Linked DNA regions of Homo sapiens: region 2 is linked to region 1. Evidence: read pairs that join two places in POLR2A ChIA-PET (ENCODE). Cell type or tissue: PC-9. All regions are shown on one strand. Links, peaks and the distances in the headings refer to the core of each region. The heading gives the core; the rest is flanking DNA.

Region 1 (5,378 bases), core at 329-5,328:
CTGCACTAATCCATCCATTGATGATCATTTGGTTGCTTCTACCTTTTGGCTATCATGAATAATGCTTCTCTAAACATGAATGTACAAATACCCTTTCAAGTCTCTACTTTCAGTTCTTTTTTGGTTTATATCCAGAAGTGAAATTATTGGATCATATAATAATTCTGAGATTACTTAGGAAAATCTGAGCACAGCTTTTTAATTCTTTGAGGAACCATCATATTGTTTTTTACAGTAGCTTGCAGTGTACATTCATACCAGCAACACACAAAAGTTTCCATTTCTCCACATCCTCGCAAACATTTGTTATTTTCTTTTCTTTCTTTTTTTTTAAATAATAGCCATCCTAATGTGTGTGAAGAGGTATCTCATTGTGGTGAGATAGGTACTGTTATCTGCACTTTTTCAGATGAGGAAACAAAAGTTTGGAAACTTGCCAAATGTTCTATGGCCAATTAAAGGCAGAATCAGGATTTAAACCAGAGCCCATCCTATCCTGCGCTGTGTTCTGAAGCACTACTGAGGCTGCCCATTAAAGAACTTGGGGAAAGTAGAGGGATGGATAGGTGGGGGTGTGAATGAAGATGGGGCTGTAAGAGTATGCAGGGGCCAAATCATAAAGACCTTTGTGTTTTTTTCCTAGAGAAAGTTTCAGTTCTTATAAATAGCTTGCAAGCATAAAATGTATATAGTAATTATATTAACCCAAGGATAAAGAAAAGGAAACATGAGATGAGTCCCTAAAAACTCCATTTCTCAGAAATGTAATCAGAATAGCTGTAGGTTAAGGCCTAATGTAAGAAATAACTTATTTTTCCATCAAAGCACAACTGAAAATAACCAAGAATAATATGATGTTGGCTTCACATTTTTCCATTTGTATTGAGCAAGGATATTTTGGGGCATCTTATGGAAAATATAACTTCAAGGGTTAAGAGAGCATTCATCAGGCATCTCAGCAAATTGTGAGCCAACATATGAGGAATCTGTGCATGTGCAAGGCTAAGTCCCCAGCACACAGTCCTGGCTGAGTGACCCAGAGGAAGGAAAGGCCATACTGTACAGTCTTGGGGTTCAGACTGTCCAGGCATGTTCAGAGAGTGAGCACTGAGGGGTGAGGGAGGAAAAAGGGATCTCTGCTTTTGAGGGGCTGAGGCAGAATCTTAGAGGATGGAACACATGGAAAGAAGATGCTGAGGTCCTGGAGCCCAAGGACAAGGAGGCTTCAGCAGAGTGAGGCTGCTCCTGAGAACAGCAAGGCTGTGTGCTCTCACACCGACCTCCAGCTGGCCACCCACTCCTGTCTCTGCCCACTCCCCCAGGGAATTTACCAGAGCCTGGAGGAGTGACCATGAGGAGGTCGTGCTTTATGGCCTAGTAATGGAGGGTAACCAGGTTGGGCAGGGGTCTGTTCACAAGTATAGCCCAGCAGTGGTGGTCAGAGACATGCCAGCAATGACACGGGAGACCAAGGATGGTCAAGCTAAGCAGTACAGAGGCCTGCGGTGCCCCAGGTGCTGACACACTGGTCCAGAAGGGGCAGTGGACATCACTGCCTATGAAAACCTGGGTTGAAAGTGGTACATTTTCCCCACCAGGGACACAGCTGCTTTGCGTTTAGGACCCTTACAGAGCTTGCCCTATATGTCTCTCCCTTTGGCCGGCTCTGATTTGTATTCTTTTCCTACAATAAAAGTGTAACTGTAAGTAGAACTCCTGAGTTCAGTGAGTTGTTCTAGCAAATTATCAGACCTGAGAGTGTAGTGGGAACCCCTTAATTTGAAACCAGCTGGTCAGAAGAGAGGGTGGTCTGGGGACCCCAGAGCCTGTGACTGGTGGACTGAGGAAGACCACTTCCTAGACCAGTATTGCTGCCAGCAATCTAGACCAGCACAGTGGCCTAACCTAATGTCCCTCACCAAGGTGGAAATGTTTGGCTGTAAGTGGAGAGAAGGAGTAGATGGGGGTAAAGAAATAAATAAACAGGTTATATAATGAGGGAAATCTAATATTACATTAATATATTGAGAAGACTGGAGCAAAAGGTGGTACTGTCTCAGGTTAGTTATTCCAGGTGCCTGAAAGGGTGAAGCCATGTACTGTGGAGACCACTCCTTTTTTTTGGAGCCTGATGAGGCTGAATGGAAGCCTGCAAACCTGAGTGGCCTTGTTCTGGGAGACATTTGGGTCATATGATATGATGATAGACTGGACTAATTATTAATGACTGAATGAAACTCTAGTAATGTGCTCATATCTAGACTCTTATTTTTCAGGTGACACCTACCATACTGCAATATGGTAGAACACCGGCATTGTTATGAAGATTCTGTTGGCTGATATTAATGGTCAAACGTATTGGGAAATCGAGTTAGGTATCCTATCCCTCCACCACACTGGCTCCTGCAAATCTTAGGCATATATAAGAACCATGTCCAAAGGCTAGGAGTGCCCTGTATAGAGCAGAATTAACTTTACCAGCCTCTGTCCAGTTCCTGGGAGGTAACTAAACCCTCGGAATTTCCTGGGTGATTGGAGTGTCTGCCCATCCCCTTGAGTCTGAGTCACTTGTTATGCTTCAGTGACTGGAATTTATCTTTATCTGGATCTAGACGTTTTTTTGAGTGGGGGCAGTGCTGAAGGTGAAACTCTTTTTATTTCAAACCAACAGGCCTATTGACTGATTAGGAGAGGAAGGAGTTGATGATTTGTTTTGGGTAGAAACAGGCACAGTGGATGTGCTCCTGTGGGTGGGTGGGTGCATGGGGTCAGAGGGCCTGGGAGAGGGTTGGCTGGGGGAGGGGGAAAGGGAGAGGGCCAGCACCACAGTCTTTGTCATGTAAGAGCCAGCATCACTGGCCCTCTATGGAGGGCAGGCTTCTCTCTACATTGTTCTAGGCACTGGATTTAGGGCATACCAGGGCCCCAAAGACTCAGGGCCCTATGGACATAACCAGACATCAAATCAAGGTTGAAGATGGTCAGAGCCCTTCCTCTTAGGGGTCTTCACCTCTTACTGAGGCCCAGGTGAGTTAAGGCCAAGAAGAAAGCAGAAAGGCAGAGGGTCTGTGAGATGGGTTCAAGCAAGAAGGGAGGGCAGAACTGGCGGCAGGGCCTCCAGGCTGTTCTGTGTCCCAGCTGGTTGAGGCCATCTCTCCAGTCCTGAAGCAGCACTGCCAAAACTAGTCCCATGAACTTGACATCTGTGGGTCTCAGTTTCTGAGTTTATACAAGGAGCAAGGTTGGTCTGTTTTGGCTCTAAGATTGTCCGATTTGATCTCATACAACTCTAGACACTCTGCCTTAAAAGTGGGGACCAGACTGAGCAGGTTGGGGCACAGGAGAACTTCCAATAAGCTGGAGGCGGGCTGGGGTGTCCTGTGGGCTTGTGGCCTCTGGACAGAGCCAGGAGCATCAGACTGGGCTGGGAACTAGGGGAACCCAATAACACATCTCCTGTGGGCTGAAGGCCCTTTGGTTTCTGGGCACCTGGGGAGAGGGGAGCTTATGGCTACTGATCTTAAAACCTCCAGAGAAACCACAGGGTAATTGAAGAAGCATGGGACATGTTTTGTAAGGAAGGAATAAAAGAATTTGAGAAGTTTTTAATCTCTGGAAAGAAAGAGACTTAGGGAGGACCTCAATGGGGTCTTTAAGCCCTGAAAGTGTAGAAACTGCTCCTCATCTGTCCCAGGGCAAAAATGAAAGGAAGTGGGCTAGCTTTGCTACTGGGGGCATTTGGGTCACCCATAGGAAGAGCTTAGATGCAAGGAAGAGGCAGTCGAGGAGAACTGATTGTGGGAGGTGAGGGTGTGGAAATAATTCTCAGAGAGCAGCACCTCTCTAATAATGACAATAATAGCAGCCATCACCGACTGCATCCAGGTCTGTCTTGTGCTATGCTGCTGAATTATATGCTACTCTCTTGGTCCATGAGCACCTACTAAGCTCCAGGAACTGTGCTAGACGCTGGGGCTATAATGATGAGCAAAACAGATCTATTTCCACAGTGCCCTGGGTGGGGTGGGGTAGGAGCTCAGCCTAATGGGTGAGTCAGAAATAAATTATGCATGTAAATGTGTGCGAGAATGTACAAACGCCATGAGAATGTGAAACAGGCGCATCTGATAGGCTTTGGGATGTTAGGAATACTCATTTGCTATATATTTGGTTTTCTTATTCCTGTTTCACTGAGGAGGAAATTGGGGCTCAGAGAGGTTAAGTCATTTGCCCAAGATTGCGTTAATGGGCAGAGGGAGCACTCAAAGATCTATCTGATCCCAGAGACTTTTCTGCCAACCACCTGACTCTAGAGACCCGGTTCAGAGGCTACACAAAGAATAAGATGGTCTGTTTTATCTTGGTGTGATTTGCAAGACTTCCAGTCTTGACACTACTTTTGCTGCCCTGTCTTGGAGCAAAGACCTGTAATCCCCCTCTCTGTGTTTCCTCAGACCATCAGCTCTCTCCCAGCCTGTCCCTTCTATACCTACGTGACCCTGCCAGGAGCACACAGCCCCTTCCCCAGGCCCTGCCAGGACCAGCACACCTGGGGGCAGCTCTTCAGATAAAGCTGGGAGCAGCATACCTGGGCAGCTCTCCAAGGGCCCAGTGTAGCCTTCAACCTTGCCGGTGCCAGGTCTGCTAAGGGCATGGCATGGCTTTGTGTGTAAGCGTTTGCACACATGTGTGTATAGCCCACCTAGAGTGCTTACTGAGATCTGTCATGAGAAAACATGTGAATGCTGATGTGCATACATGTAAAGGTGCACATATGTTCAAGCATTTTGTGGTCATCCACATTTGCGGCATGAGCCTGTGTTTGTGGGCAGGAGACTGAGCCCTCAGTCTGTGGGCCTGTGATGAGGGGGTACAGGCAGGAGACTTGGGAGCCCGTGGAAAGCAACACGAAGAGGGCAAATGGATCCTGAGGGGAGAGAAGACCCTATCTCTCTTAGGTGGGGCCTCAGGTTGTGCTTTGGGGTGTGCTGGGTGGGGTGGCTATGAAATGGAGAGCCACCCTGGGAGTGTGAGCCATCATCATTGTGATGCTGGAGAGCCCTGGGGGGTGCCCTTCCCAGGCCAAGTTAGAGCCCAGGACATAGGCTCCTGGGGCATCTGGCTGCCCAGACAGCCAGCCCTGATCTGCTGTTCATTAGTTCCCAGGATTCATAGGGCAACAACATATTGGATGCTCACCCTTTTTTATTTAATCCTAGGGACACCTGTGAGTTATAGGTTATTGTGCCAGTTATATAGATGAGGAGACAGAGGCTCAGAGAGGTTAGTTAACTTGCCCAAGGTCACACACATCAGTCAATGACAAGGCAGGAATTTGAACCTAAATTTGTTAGCCCTAAAAGCCTGTGAATTTTCCA
Region 2 (5,378 bases), core at 289-5,288, 210 kb before region 1:
CCTTACTATATGCCAGGCACTGTCCAAGTGCTTCAGAGATACTGATTCATTTAACTCACAACTACCCGACGAAGTAGATGCTATCATTTTCATCATCTCTGTTTTAAAGATGAGGAGAGAAACATTAAATAACTTGCTCTAAGTCACACTCTAAGGGTACATCCACGACCTTGGCCAAGGTCATTTGGCCCCAGAGTCTGTGTGTTTAAGGGCCATTCTGGGCTGACTCCCTGAAGAATGGGCTCTGTTCTGTCATTGAAAGTATTTGGGGTCAGAGACATTGTCCATTACAGAATTCATCACCCTGAACATCAGAAACCTGCCCTTGGATCTAGAGGAAACTTTTTCAGCTTTAATGTCAACCTTATTTATTAATTTATTCTGGGAATGGTTTTTGGGATTTCTTTGCTTCTCCATAGACACAAAGAATATTCTCTTTACAAAAACCTTTTATTTTCTTGAAAATGGGCATTAAGCCACACTTTTGACTTCACTCGTTTACAAAAAAACTACAACCCATTTGATTTTTCTTGCACAGTTCAGTTTTTCTTTTCATCTCTTAACCTGCTCTAGAATGTCAAATAGGAACGTAGTAGGTAAGTTCTTGTATACCACATTCCTTTTGATGAATCTCAATGTTAAGAGAGTTTTTCCCATAAGAAAACAACAGTGCTCCGTTGTGTATTCAGCTTATAGTTCTGGGTCACAGATCCTGTCCCTCCACAACACTTGTGCCTGCCTAGACTCTCCTTTCCTTTATGTGAATCAGTCTCTTGCACCACAAGTTTACTTTCTACTTTCATTTGAGTCTGTGTTTTTGCATTTCATCCTCTCTGTGAATTTCAGTTTTGTCATGTCCCTTTTACATTTGACTCTCTCTCATCTTCCAAAGTACTGGCAGTGTCACCTCATTGATTATCATTTCTTTATTTTCTGCAGCTAAAAACAGTAACTGAAGTTGTTTTGGAGGAATTCCTCCTTGTGGTCTTTGTACTATGATTTCTATCTCTACAGATAACCAAGGTGGCACCATATTTCCCTCTCCTGTGACAGACACATGGCCAAAGGACGACCCATAGTGTCCACACGTCAGTCAGTGATACACTGGAGGGGCAGGACCTTCTCAGTTCCACCTACAGGCAGCAGGAGTAATGCCCCTACCCCACCTCACCCCCAGCCCTGCAATGACAGATAAATGAAGTCTAATGCTTAGGGCCCTGTCAGTCTCCGGTGTTTGTCATAATCTCATTTGCAATATGGTTATGAGCACGGATTAAAAGATCACCGAGGTCCACTCTGTATTTCTGCAAGAAGTGGCCACCGGCCATAAAGACCCCTTCTAGGCCTGACACAGTGACTCACATCTGTAATCCTGCACTTTGGAAAGCTGAGGCAGGATCACTTGAGCCCAGGAGTTCAAAACCAACCTGGGCAACAATGTGAGACCCCTGTCTGCACAAAATAAAACAATAAAATTTAAAAGACTAGCTGGGCATAGTGGCACACACCTGTAGTTTTAGCTACTTGTGAGGCTGACACAGGAGGATCACTGGAGCCTGGGAGGTCGAGGCTGCTGTGAGCTATGATCCCACCACGCACTCCAGCCTGGGCAACAGACAAAAAAAAAAAAAGGAACTATTTCTCCACTAGAGGTCGCTGTGCTTCCCAGGTAATAAGGCCTAAGGGGGCTCAGCCTGAATCTTCAGTGTGAGCTAGCAACAGTGACTACACCAACTCAAAAACTCAAAGTAGAGTTGCTAAGAATAGTATGCGTTTTGCCTGGAATGCATTAGAGATAAAGAAGTGTAGAAAAAAACTTTTACCAAGAGTCCAAAAGAGCCAAACAAAAGCTAGCATTCCTGGAGAGAGGAGAGGTTTGCTAAACAGAGGCCATAGGGAGGAGCTCAAGTTTGCTGAGACTCCAGACAAAAGAAGAAAAACTGTGCAAAGAAAGCACAGTTAATTGAATTCCCAAGTAGCTGGTGAGTTACTTGTATTCAACGTATAAATTTCAAGCCACAAATTCAGCTATGCAAGAAATGTAACTTTATTATTTAGAACTGAACCTAAATTTCAATTTTGAGTGTATACCACTGAGTGGTGGAAGCTGGGGCTGATAATTAAGGTCCTCCACCCCAACCCCACTATCCCAAGGGATCCAGGGTCTCTCTGGTTCCCAGGCATATCTGAGTGGGGTGCACATCTGGTATGGGTCATCGTTACCTGTTCAAGTTCCTCAGAATGACAAGACAACTCCATGGGGCCTTCTGACAGGCTTTTCTGCCCTAGTGCTCCTATACTAGGGGGTTCTCTAAGGGATTCTGGGATCTTTTCATTTGCCTGAGTTTAATTCTGAAACAAATCATGGGTCTTCTATACTCTGGGATTCCCTGAAACAATGGAGATTCTGTACGTGGACACACATGCACACATGGCTTGTGTTTCTGCACATGCACGCGTGCACACACACACGCACACACACATACACACACGCACGCACACACATACACACACGCACGCACACACACACAGGCACAGTTTATTATTCTCAGGGACCTTCCAGAATCTAAACTATTTTTTCTGTTTCTAGCTGGGGGCTGGGGAGTGGTGCTGAGGGTTGAGAGTATGCTATCTCTTACTAAACGTTCTCCTAAAATTTTTGTTTATGGCAAAAATTGTATGCTCCTAGTCCTTCAAGGTTTAGGCTTTTAAAGCTAACAAGTTTGTGTTCTTGAAGCTTATAAAGCTCCTCTCTGCTTTTCTTAGGAATCATCCCACCCCTGGGGCAATGACTGCTGCTGACTGAACAGAGGGAGGGCCCAGTATACAAGGAAATAGGGAGGGAGGGAGGGAGGGAAGCCCCATTTACTATCTCAGAGCTGTGAAACCAACTGTAAATCAGAAGCTCGTTTGGTTTGAAGGTTTTAGCAATTCCTGGTTGTAGAAAACTAAGGGTCCAGGCTTAGACATTCTTGGTCCTTAGAGCAAATGTTATTGGGGACTCTAGGGGACAGCAAAGCATCTGTTTCAAGAGATCGCACAGGATCAGTAAGGACAGGCAGGAATTTCTCTGTTCCGTGACTGACTTTCTGACCCAAGGCTGGGCAGTTTTCACAAATGAAGTTTGGCTTCCAGTGAAAAACCAGCCAGTTCTCTGTGAACTTTTAATCCTTTGTTCAAATTTTTTATTGTTTCCTTTGTATAATCTGCTCTGTGCCTGGAGCTCTCATCTGACTCATTCTATAGAATAATCCTATAATTGAGGGTGAGCACCAAATGTCCTAAGAAGTCCTCGTGGAAAAATCACACTCTGCTCTCCACATTAGAAGCTGTGTATGTGCAGGGGTTACTCAACTCTCTTGAATCCTGTTTCAGATGGCTACGAATTCCTGGAGATCCTGAAACAGGTTGCCCGGGACAATACTGACAACCCCGATCTGAGCATCCTGTGGATCGACCCGGACGACTTTCCTCTGGTGAGTGGCTCCAGCCAGCGCCCCACCCTCAGTTGCTGTCACAACCTCATGATTGCGTTCAGCATCTGAGGAGGTGAAATAGGCAGGGGCACTTGAAGAAACCCAGTGGCGGTCCTCACCCAGTGTGGGAGGTCTTGGCCCTTGGGGCAGTATTGAACTTGGGGCCTGGTGCTGACCCTGAAAGGATTCGGCTTACTCCCTGGAGTCCAGGAGTTGAAAACCCTTGACCCTCGGGGTCCCACCCAAGTGAGCAGGGTAAACTCCTTCGGCAGCAGCTCCAGAGCTGCCCCTCATCACTCCATTCCCAGTCCCCAGAACTACTTTTATTTTCTGGGTGGGGACCATCGTTCTGAGGCCACCTGAATTACTAAGTAATAAAAATCAGAGATGAACATTTTTCAGCGAGTTCAGAACTTTGTGGAGAGAAAGCGAGCGTGCCTGTCATGTTCATCGTGTTCTCCCCAGGACCTAGCATAGTGTCTAGCCTACGATGAATGTGAAAGAAACTTCAAGTCCACACTTTTGCTAGTGTGCATGATCAATGGCCCGAAACTTTTGATTATACTTAGTTTTTAAAAAAGAATAAACAGCATTTGTACACTACATGTATTGAACCCTGGTACTGGTTCTGGTGCTGATAATAAGTACTGGTACTGATAATAAGCATAGCTGATATATTCTACTGTATGCCTGGAACTAGAGTAATACTTTACATGCCTCATCACAGCGAATCCTCTCAACAACCCTGTGAAGTAGGTACTATTATAATCCCTGTCACAAGGTGGAGAGAATGATAGCTGGGGAGGTTAAAGCTAGTGAGTGATAGATGTGATATTCCAATCTAGGTCTACATGATGCTAAAGCCTGGTCTACCGACTGCTTTAGGTAAATGCTTATTGAAGTAATCAGTACAAGTTTAGTTATCATTAGGTTATGAATGATGACTTTATCTTCCAGGAATTATCATTAGTTGCATAGGTCATGACTGATGATACTGTGATTAAATAGAGAAAATTGAGAGGGATCTCAAGGGTCCTGAAAATCAGCCCTATGTAGAGGAGGGGGTGAATCAAAGGCAGAGGCTTCCATGACACTTGAGACCAATGTCATAGCACTGGGTAATTATAACAAAGTCATGGCCATATAAGACTGCATACAGTACAGCTTTGTTGATATAGCTTCTGCCTGGTTGTGTTTCTAGTTTATCTGACTATTTTGTTATACAAGCTTGCAGATGGTTTGCAGTTTTCCTGGCCAGTTTTTTTTTGTTTTTTTTTTTTGAGACAGGGTCTCACTGTGTCACCCAGGCTGGAGTGCAGTGGCATAATCTCAATTTACTGCAGCCTTAAGCTCCCAGGCTCAAGCAATCCTCCTGCCTCAGCCTCCTGAGCAGTTGGGACTATAGAAATGTGCCACCACGCCCAGCTAATTTTTAAAATTTCTTGTAGAGACAAGGTCTTACTATGTTGCTCAGGCTGGTTTCAAACTCCTGGACTCCAGTCCCAAAGTGCTGGGACTACAAGCATGAGCCACCATGCCCAGACTCTCTTCTGGCCAGTTCTATGTGTTTGCCTTGGTTTTTGCAAAGAAGAAATCTTCAGACTATTCTGATTTCCAGATTCCTGAATATCCCTAGTCCCCACTAGGCCATATATTTGCGTGGGAGATTTCCTACCACTGGACATCTCCATTAAAAAAAAAAATCCTGTGGCCCCTTGCTCCTTTATTTTTGCCCCAGTCAGAGATTTGTCCACATGGAGTCCAAGCCTGGTTGAATGAAGAAGCCTTCTTCTTACTTGGCAACTTATGACCCATCATGGCTTTCCCAGCTATCTCATGTAGCACAAGATAAGGTATTTTTAAAACTGGGACATTAAAAAGAGGTGGAGGGAAATGGCTCTA

What was found. Peaks named below come from ENCODE experiments on the same cell type or tissue, not always from the same donor. Only the 100,000 strongest peaks of a DNase experiment are listed, where the experiment ranks them.
Region 2: POLR2A ChIA-PET joins it to region 1 with 8 read pairs; 2 of 35 experiments call an interaction of 5 or more read pairs at or near these places.

The regions. Positions count from the first base shown.
Region 1 is chr1:115,494,497-115,499,874 of GRCh38, reverse strand. No RefSeq gene overlaps it. Among named protein-coding and RNA genes, the nearest start is that of VANGL1, 140 kb to the left of the region's middle. In PC-9, for the core only: no CTCF peak of the experiment used is centred there; DNase peaks (open chromatin) are centred at 2,564 and 4,074; H3K4me3 peaks cover 1,248 bases; H3K27ac peaks cover 3,529 bases.
Region 2 is chr1:115,703,290-115,708,667 of GRCh38, reverse strand. CASQ2 (calsequestrin 2) reads left to right here. Exons shown (of 11, transcript NM_001232.4): 9 at 3,376-3,476. Among named protein-coding and RNA genes, the nearest start is that of CASQ2, 63 kb to the left of the region's middle. In PC-9, for the core only: CTCF peaks have their summits at 1,451 and 1,659 (motif pointing right); DNase peaks (open chromatin) are centred at 1,647 and 2,817.